Linked DNA regions of Mus musculus: region 2 is linked to region 1. A link is a loop called in an ENCODE intact Hi-C map of the cell type or tissue named here. Cell type or tissue: left cerebral cortex. All regions are shown on one strand. Links, peaks and the distances in the headings refer to the core of each region. The heading gives the core; the rest is flanking DNA.

Region 1 (5,073 bases), core at 642-4,641:
TTTATTAATTTTCAACAGTTTTACTTAGCACTTGGTTTTGCAGACTCTGATCTGAAATCCCTTTTCTTTCTTTCACACATAGAAAAAAATGTGTGAATAACATTTTTATGAATAAAATCAACCAACTGGGGTTTATTCAGTTGTCAAACAATAGCCAATAAGGGACACAACTAAGAAGCGAGTGCCTTTCTGCTCCTCAAGATAGTGCATCTCATGAAATACCATTTACCAGTGCTTAGTAATGTAAGTGGCCCTCCCCCTTAATCATCCTCACTTTCTGTCACCCAGTAGTCTTTGTCCTCCACCCAATAACCTTCAGCCTAGTAGAGACTGAGAAATGACTCCTGTTTGCTGATGACCACAAGGACTTGTTAGACGGGCCTAATAGACAGGGTTCTGTGAGTTGGCTAGAGGCAGTGTTCTGTTTGAAGATGACAGGGGTGTGGTGGATACCTGTTATTAGTCATCTTCGAAAGTAGGTGGAGCCTGGGAGAGCCTCTCACCCTGGAGAGCCACCTCTTTGCTTCAGGGGATGGTGGTGACCATGAATACATTGTGAGTCACTCTCCAGGAAATAGCAAGGCTAGGAGGCCAGGAGAGAAAGCAGGCTGCTGGAGATTCCTGGACCATTCCACCAGCCTGGAGGGGATGGAGAGCAAGCATCCCAAAAGGGAAGTAGGAGCAAACTTTAGTTTGTGGGATCTTGACTCAAGGCATCTACAGGCGTGCAGCAAGAACAGGGCTCTGAACCACGGCTCTCGGCTTGTTTTAAATCCTCCGTCTCAGACACGCCCCAGCTTTTGGTGCACTTTGTTGTTATCATTTGTTTTGCTTTTATCCAGTGAATTGAGCTTCGAGTAAAGGACCCAAGGTCATCTCCCTGTTTGGGGAAGATTTTGAAAAGAACAAGAGCAGTGTATGCCTGGGTAATTCTGTAGTTCAGAGTGGTGGAAGCTGACATAAACCCCAGAGAGGCCAAGGAAAAAGTAAGCATGAAGAGGGGGGAAAAATTGTCCTCCAAGTTGCACAGGTGCTCCTGGCACTGCCTCTAATCTTACACAGTTTTGGGAACCTTCATGACATAGTCTCCACCAGGCTATGATCAGTAGGTCTGGATAGTAGCTGAGGGTCTGCATCATAGATGGCTTGGAGACTGCTCGTCTACAGATCACACTCTTGCAGCGGCAATGTTCTTCATGAAGCATCAGTTTTGCGTCAGATTCAGTATATGGTGGAAATCTGAAAGGGAGGGAGAAAATGTCAAAATGCTGTCATCAGGGAAGAATGTATCACTTCAACAAATTCTTGGACACATCACTGCAAAGAGAATGACTGAGGAAAGAGTCAGTGGGTGTGTCCACCAACAAGGTTCTTTCTTTATCCTGATACTTAATATGATTTGAAGGATGACCCAAAATCTTACCTCCACCTGGTATCCCTCTGCCTTACCCAAGCATCGCAAAATCCAATCATGAGAAACAGCTACATTTTATTTTATTGCTTGCTCCATTTTCACAAGAGTGTCCCACTTAAAACAGCTGCTCTAAGATATCAAATGATTTGAGGGAAACGAAAATGAGCTCTGTGATCGAACTAATTAAGGACAAAGGGAGGCGTAGGAGGTTGAGAGCATCTTCGTACTTGTTGACTCTTGAGAGTATGCCAGCAGAGCTTCGGGAATCACTGAGAGTGGCCAAATGCTGCAGAATGCCTTTCCCATGTTTGACTGAAATTGCCTTCCTGTTCCTCAGTTTCTCTCTGATGTCCTTCTTTTCTTTCCTCCTGTATTAGCAGTTAAGTGAAAATTCAGTATCACCAAATACTGGGTGCTGGGGGACTATTTTGAAATTGTCAATATTATAGGCAGGACAGGAAAATGAGTATCACATAAAAATGATGGAAAATTACCTGTGGGAACCATTCAGAAAGTTCTTTAAAAGTGACAAATAAGCCAACAGAACTATATTTATGGGCCAATAAACAAAGCATTAACTTCTATGACCCCATGTTAATGTATTTTTTAAATTATCTCAAATATAAAAATCTTTCCCCAGTAAAGTTGTTTCTTCAACACAAACAAAATCCCTAGGAGAATATCTAAAATTATCCCTGATGGCTATCTTAATCTGTTTTCTGTTGCTATAACAAACCACCTGAAGATGCTTAATTTATAAGGAAAGATACTTATATTGACTCTTGATTATGAAAGCTGGGAAGGCAAAAAACAAGAACCATGCTTAGGAGCCAGGAGAGAACATGGATTACCACACTTCACAGCAACATATTCTTAGCACAACTAATCAAGGCCTTGTAGTGTGATCCCCTTATTGGAAAAAGGCCTTACCTCATCCAGCCAGGTCTCTTGCCCTGTGACACAGACACTTTCCACAAGTGCCCACTCTCAACAGCACTGGACAGAGGGACACCCAACATAAGAATCTGTAGAACACACAAACTGTAACCGTGCAGTCATGACTCTAAAACTACACAGCCATTACAAATCCTGTGAAATCAGATAGAAATATTCTTGCTATTGGTTATTGGACCAGACTGATTGGAGCAAGTAGGCAATGTGTGTCACGCCTCCTTCAATCCCTGACCTTTGTAAATGATTTGGGAGCCTCTTCTCTGTTCGGTGAGGTAGAGTCTCCTGTACATTCCATAATCCAGCCTTGCTTTGAAAGTTAATAATTATGCAGCAGTGAGTTCTGGGCACAAGCCAAACCATATGACATTCTACTCTCCTATTTGATTCCTGCCACTTCCATGGTCAAACTCCGAACAGTCTCCTGGAGGACAAGAGTCATACTTAGTATCCATGGGTCCCAGGACAAGTAGGATAGCCCAAGTAAAATTACATGGTGTCAGAGCCATGAGAAAGATGAGGAACCTTCAAGCCTACCCCTGAACTTATTTCCAAACATAAGATGCCTTTAGTTTTGGAGTTGTAATAGATAACCAACTTATAACATGATATGAAAAGAAGAACAATCACACAAATAAAGACTTGGGTCATCATGTCAAATAATTAGAAATTGTGACCAAAGAGAACAGAGTTCATGAAAATCTGATGGATGCCTGTTGTAAGCTGCAATCACATGAGAATACTGAAAAGCTCTGCTCTCCCTATGTTATGTAGTCAAAGTCTTTAGTGTGTGTGCATTAGTGCCATGTTTGCTTGCTATAAATATGCCTCACTTAGAAGCACATACAGGCAATCTATTAAGGATTAATCCAAGAAAAACATTTTCAAAATTAACCAGTGTGTTAAAATGACAAAATTTTTTTGCCATGATATAAATTTTCACAATTGTCAAAAACATTCTACTAAGAAGCATATATGAGCCAGGAGTGGTGATGCACACCCTTGTCCAGCATCCAGGTGGATGAGACAGGAGGACTACAAGTTTGAGGTAAAAAGATGAAGTGTGAAAAGGAGAGATGAAATGAGAGGACAGGATCTTGGTCTTGTGAAGGCTCTATGCCCCAGTGTAGGGGAATGCCAGGACAGGGAAGCAGGAGTGGGTAGGTTGGTGAGCAGGGAGGAGGGGGATGGGATAGGGGGTTTGGGGATGGGAAATGAGGAGAGGGAATAAAATGTGAAATGTAAATAAAGAAAATATCCAATAAGAAAGAATTGAAAATAATAGTAAATGGTTATGATGGGAAAAAGAAAAGAAAAAAGAAAAGGAGAGATGAGGCTTCCCTACAATCTGGTACAAAGCTAACCATCATAAGGAATACAAACCACCTTCCTCAAATGAACTAATATATCTTAGCATTAGTCAGCACAGTTCTCTCTGTGTCCTATATTCCACAGGAATTTGCCACAAGAAAGTGAGCTGTGGTTTCAGCTCAAATGGTTGCTTCGAAATCAGAGCAAACAGGATGCAATCCTTCAGGTGCTTACAGAGGCAGTCACAGGAGGACCACATCGTCCTGGGATGAAAGCTGTTTTATTGTGTATTAAGAAAGACTTTTGAAAGTCGATACAAAACAGGAATAGAGACTTTGTAGTTACCCCAAAGCTTTCATTGGAGAACCTGCAAAGATTTTATTGACCCAGAGCTTTAATTTCCACAGCCTCCTGGGGGTAAATGGCAGGCTTCACTGTCCCCATTTACCAGGTAGAGAAGCCAAGGATGGAATAGATACTGGGTACTTTTTTTTGGGGGGGGGGGGTGAAAAACACCAAACAAGTGACAAATAAAACCATTTTTTCCAAACTAAAAAATAATATGATTTTAAGATATACATATATGTTTGTGCATACTTAAAGGGCACATTAAAAAACATGTAACTATAAAATAGGGATGCTGGTATTCTTCCCAAAGACTCTTAGATGGTTTCTAGAGTAAGTACTCGCAGCTATTCCCTATCCTATTCCCATGTATCCCACCACTCATTTTATATATATATATATATATATATATATATATATATATATATACACACACAATTACTGTGTGTCAATTCAAATATGCATTAATTAGAAAGAAAATAGAAGTAAACATTCCAGGCTGTGAGGAAATACTATCTATAATAAACCCAAGTAACTCCATCACTTAACTTTGAGTTCCTTTAGCCCAGTGGTTCTCAACCTTCCTAATGCTGCAAATCTTTAATATTGTTCCTCACGTTGTGGTGAGCCCCCAACCATAAAATTATGTTTGTTGATAATTCATAGTCTCCATACTGTTATGAATGATAATGTAAATATCTGATTTGCATTCTATCTGATATGTGACCTCTGTGAAAGGGTTGTTAGACAGGTTGAGAACTACTCCCTTAGCCTGAGTGTGGTCAGTGGTGTGTGGTAAATGGTAGCACATACATTGAAGTGCAGACACCCTGCAAGGAAACACGTGGGAAAATTTCCAAAAGACATTCATGCCCTCAATCTTCTATATTACTGCCTCTTCTCCACTTTTATCATCTTTTTCTGCCCTCTCTTCTCATTGCTAGGGATCCATAGTTGGCTTTTAAACATCAATTTTCCTTAGTCATTAATATACCTTGTCCTTCTTTTGCCCACACTATCACTCTTATGACCATTTGTCCCATAGACAACAG
Region 2 (5,073 bases), core at 600-4,599, 160 kb after region 1:
AACATAAATGTCACAGAAAACTAAATAAACTAAATTAAAACAGGAAGGTGAAAAATATGTCTTTAATCTCAAGGCTAAACAGATTGGAAAATATTAGCCTGTAGATATTTTAAAACAGGTGCATTGATGGGATCATTTAGAGTACGCAGAGGTAAGAGAAACAACATGGAATTCCAGCCTGAAAAGATGCACAGAGAAAAAGGCAGACCGTAGAAATCAAAGGGCTAAAACGTAAGAGGAGATCAGAACCTACAGTTGGAGAGAGAAAGTCTGGAGACTGTCAGTAGAGCAGAAGCTGTCTGTGATCATTTGAGGCTCATTTAACCTTTCTCTCTTAATCCCAAAACAGAAATAATCGGGCTCATGTAAAGGATGAACCTGGCTGCTGGACACCTTATAATGAGAAACAAGCATGTGGAGGCAAGGCACGAGCCGGCATGTGCTGTTCTTCCTGAACTGGCTCAAGGACTCTGGGAGTTAGGTTCAACTCCTCCATTTGCTCAAGCATCTCAATATTCCTATGACTGAAGGCTGATGTTCCAGCTCTAGGCGCCTAGGATTCACGGTTATCTTTTCTCTGCTCAAAAATCCTACGATGCTTTATCTATTTGTTCTTGATCCTACTGATGCCTAGAATTATCTTCGCTTGCTTTGGGATCCTAAGTAGCATTAGTACGGCATTTGGGAAGCTGCTTACAAGCAAATGAAGAATTGAGAGGTACATAGTCCACCATCTCTACCTACCACTGTTATTTCCTATGTGGGTCTTCATCAAAGCAAGGGACCCTTTCTTCAATGCATGTTCTCAATGTATCAGGGCCTTGTTTAGGAAATGAGGCTGCTGGAGTAAACATACCTGATAGTGTATTTTCCCTGTGGGTTTCAGGTCTAATGTATAGGGCAGAAATGTTTGTTAGTAAGTAGTTTGTTAGGCATAGAAAAAAAAAATTACACAGCCTATGAGGAACAGGGAGCCTGAAAGGGGGTGTAATTTTACATCATGTTGGGGTGAGGGGGCAGAGAGGCTAGTACTGAGTAATGAACCTGAGCAGTAGTCAGAATCCTCTAGAGAGCCAGGAAGGATAGAGTAAACATGGTTAATAGAGGGGATGGTTAGATTGGCTTCCCTGATATGGGATGGGTAGTTCAATAATGGCTGTTTGCTGTCTGGAGATGCTGTGAACCTGGTAGTTAGCTGTTTGGTACACAAGGTGAGATGCCATCTCAGCATGCCTAATCTACTTGCTGAAGGTGAGAGAATCCTGGAGAGTTGCTAGTCCCTGTGCTTGTGGGAAGTCTGAAGACACTGGGATGGGGTTTGTGAAAGACAGTAGTCTCATGGCGGGAGCAGGGCAGATACATGCACAAGCATAGGGGGCAGGTGGAAAGCACCCTTCACATCTCTAGAACTCTTTGTATATAGGACACTTCTAGAAGGTACTGCCTACTCTGGGAAAGGGTCTTTGCCCTCATTTAAGCCTTCTAGGAAATACTCTGCTAAGTTTGTCCAGAGCTCTGTCTCTTCATTGATTCCAGGTCCAATCAAGTTGACAACCAAGATTAATCATCACAAGCAGAGACTTAAAATAAGTGAAAGAGAGGCTTAGAAAAGACGGAGTGAGCCTGTTGGTATTAGGGGCTGATACTCTAGACAATGGAGACTGCGAGGTCAATGAGCTAAGAGGACTTGGCCTGATTTGTTTAAAATAATCACCCCATTCTAGGTCAGGAGGAGGTAAGGGGAATCAGGGGGAACCTTTGGTTATTAAAAGCATTCACTTATTCTGAGAAAGTATACTTAATGGGATTGACATGATGTTTTCCATCTTGAAAAGGGCATTTCGACTAATGTTTACAGTGAGATTATAATTTTAGAGTATTGGGAATAGTATACACTGCAGCTCACTCCATCACGTTCTTCCAACTGGAGACTTAGAAGATGAGAATACCGATCTAGGGGAAAAAGAGTGGTGCCCTGGACCAGATTGGTTGTGGTTGGAGTGTTCAGAGGTGAACTCTGGCAATAGCTTAACAGTTGGAGAAGCAGTAAGTTCTGATGATTTATACACGGTACAGATTGGGACATCAAGACTGGCTTCAAGGCTTTTGACCTGAGCAAATGCAATGGCAATTTGAGGTGTCTCTGAGCCATTCGCTTGGACATTTAAATAGGTACCAGTAAAAAGCAGAAGAGGGAGAGTAACCAAAGAGGAAGAACCAAAACTCAAGGGGCTTGGGTTTTGTTTTTCAATGATGGGAAGTGGTGACTGATATATTTTGTGTACCTGGGAGTGTTTCCAAGTGAGCAGAGAGATGATGATAAAAGGGAGGAAGACCTATTGAAGCTAGGACTTGAATAGGAGGGAGTAGGTGTGTCAGTGGAGGACCTGTCCTTAAGCAGGTAGCTAGGCCATCCATTGTAGCAAGTAGGAAAGTCAGGTGTCCATGGACAAAGGCAGACCTCAGGTGACTGCCTTCCTTTCTCAGTGAAAGAAGCAGTCAGGTATGCAGCTAAAGGTAAGACTAGGGGAGAAGTTCTGATAAGAGGTTTAAGATAGAATAGAAAGTACGATAAGGTCTTTTATGACTGTGGCCTTTTGGATTTTGTATCAATATGTATTTATGGATCTTAAGAATTGTGATTTGAACTCATTTGGATACATTTAAGCTAAAAACAGAATTCTTTGCACCCTCCAAGAATAAGGATTGCTTAATAATGTCTTTTAGTTGCACAAACATATGTGGGTTTGGGTGTATATAAAGTGGAAGCAAAAATATACATTTTAGTGCTTGCCCAGGATAGTGGGAGGGAACAAACGAACTGCTTATTTTGACTTAGGTACATCTGAGATACCAAGAAGTACAAATCATATTTAGCTAACAGAGAACAAGGAGTTATCTACATATCTAAGAAGATGGTGCTTATAACATCTAATCTTAGTCTAGCCTGAATCAACCCTTTAATTAATGGTCATAGAGTAAACATATTTTCAGATGAAAACAAGACCATAATATAGACTCCTAAAATCTGAGTTTGGAACCTATTGTAAGGCTACAAGCCCTTCACTTCCAGTACCAGCACCCACCTACACGTTACAGGAAACCTTTCTCTCTGGACATTTTCACACATGAGAAGCTCAGCAACTCCAAAGCTTTAAAAGTCAGAAAAGAACTTCCCCTCCTGTGAAAAATGGGGCCTTCAAAACCCTCTCCGAGGTGTTGAACTTGTGAGTAGAGGACATGGCAGATAGGATTTAGGATCTGTTGCATGGAAAATGAAGTTTGACCTCATGAATAATGACAAACGGGATGGCTCTTGTCCAGTTCAAGAGGGCTGTCAGTCCTTTGAAACAAAACCTTGCACTTAGAGCACTAAGCAGTCTTGTTTGTGTTCAAACACTGGTGCAGAAGGGCATTGAGGAGAATTTCAATAAGGGCTCTCCCTTCTCTGTCCTGGGCATAGACTGAGCTAGGGGGTGCTTACTGAAACTTTTTTCCAATCAAATACACTCTTACTTAAGAAAAAAAAAACACAACTACATCTGTTCTTAAGACTTCGTTGGCCTTAGTTCCTTATTGTATGCTTTATCCCTGTAAAATATATTAATACTATCTAAATCTTTGAGCTAGAAATGGACATTTGGGGAAAGGTTGAGACAGACTGGCATGAAACTTCTGTTGACATCAGCAATTCTCCTGCCCCATCCCCCCAAATGCTTGGATCACAGGCATGGACCTCACTGACACTGATAACTTATTGATAACTTTTAATTCTAATGTATGCTGCCTTTTACATATTGTAATTTAAAGGAAGCACTTTTCCAGATCAATATCTACCTTGTTTGTTAAATATGCTATTGAGATTAACTTTTAAACAACATTCTGCTTATCATGCTAATTTCTGAAGTAAATGAATTTTATAAAATATGTTTTTGGGAAACTTAGCTTATTAATCACACATAGATCTTATAAAGTATTTTCTTTTTGAAGTGCTGTTCTCTTTTTACTGATTATTTGACTTGCATACTTTTGAAATAAGATGAGGAACCAAATTCAACTGACAGGGGCTTCAGAAAGACATCTACCTAACTTCCTTAAGAGACTAGTAAGTTACAACATCATTAGTCCAGTCTGAATCAACTTTCTGCAAACTGTTGAGATTTCAGTAGGTATTTCTGGAATCCATTCAGTAATTTCAGTTTTCTAAGCACCAGGAAAACTTAAAAATAAAAACTAAGAACATACAATTCTTTATTATGTCGTGTGGATCAGTTATCATTGGACTAAACAGTCAAGTGTGGTTTTCTCTGTGTAAAATGTTCCTGTGGGGAGGAATTACACTGGATTAAGTCCCCATCCAGCGCTCCTCTGTCTACATGGAAAGCCTTTCCCCTTCCACTTTACAAGCCTCAACAAGTCCGCTGCTGAGTCACAATCTCCTTTCCCCCCTGATGTGAGAAATCTTTCTCCCTTGAAAATTAATAAAGCTTCGGAAATGTTCCGATGAGAGTCTCCCGGGGGAAGGAAGCCAGAAAGAACTTGTAGAGGAGGAGTCCGGCACCCCTGGGTTGTGGTGACAGCGCACCCAGGGCTTGCAGCAGCGGGGCCAGGAGGAGCTGGTCTCAGAACCTACTCAGAGCTCTCCTGCGCGAGTAACCACGCAGAGCCCTGTCGGCTCCCAGACTTTGTTCCCCTTGCTGAAGTGGAAATGTTTGCTGCAAAAGGCGCCGGTGTTTCGCGTTTTACTCTTAAAAAACAAACAAAAAAAAATGCCTTCCAGCGGTGGCAAGGGTGGGTGACAGCACGCGCGGCTCGCACCCGACCACAGAGCATGGGACCTTCTAGAGTCCTGCAAGCTTAGCGCCCTAGTCCTGCTAGCAGGTCTGGGACAGCGGCACTTCACGTGACCCCAGGGGCTGGGACAGGGCGGGGCCTGAGGAGGGGGCGCGTGCGACAGGGGACAGGAGGGGCGGTTGCCCAGGAACCGTCCGCAACGCCCGCGCGTGCTCGCCTCCGTGCGCACGCGCACGGTGCTCGAGACCCATTAGCCGTCTCCCCAACTTCCACCGGCTT

Evidence for each region. A loop is a pair of places that touch in the nucleus more often than their neighbours do. Peaks named below come from ENCODE experiments on the same cell type or tissue, not always from the same donor. Only the 100,000 strongest peaks of a DNase experiment are listed, where the experiment ranks them.
Region 2: a loop joins it to region 1, with 2.3 times the contacts of the local background. A loop is called at or near these places in 1 of 42 quality-filtered maps.

The regions. Positions count from the first base shown.
Region 1 is chr5:43,072,054-43,077,126 of GRCm38, forward strand. No RefSeq gene overlaps it. Among named protein-coding and RNA genes, the nearest start is that of Gm43700, 36 kb to the left of the region's middle. In left cerebral cortex, for the core only: no CTCF peak of the experiment used is centred there; no DNase peak of the experiment used is centred there.
Region 2 is chr5:43,227,940-43,233,012 of GRCm38, forward strand. All of the region lies in intron 1 of Gm7854 (predicted gene 7854), which reads right to left. It also overlaps a transcript of Cpeb2 not described here. Among named protein-coding and RNA genes, the nearest start is that of Cpeb2, 2.8 kb to the right of the region's middle. In left cerebral cortex, for the core only: no CTCF peak of the experiment used is centred there; a DNase peak (open chromatin) is centred at 2,806; H3K4me3 peaks cover 444 bases; H3K27ac peaks cover 473 bases.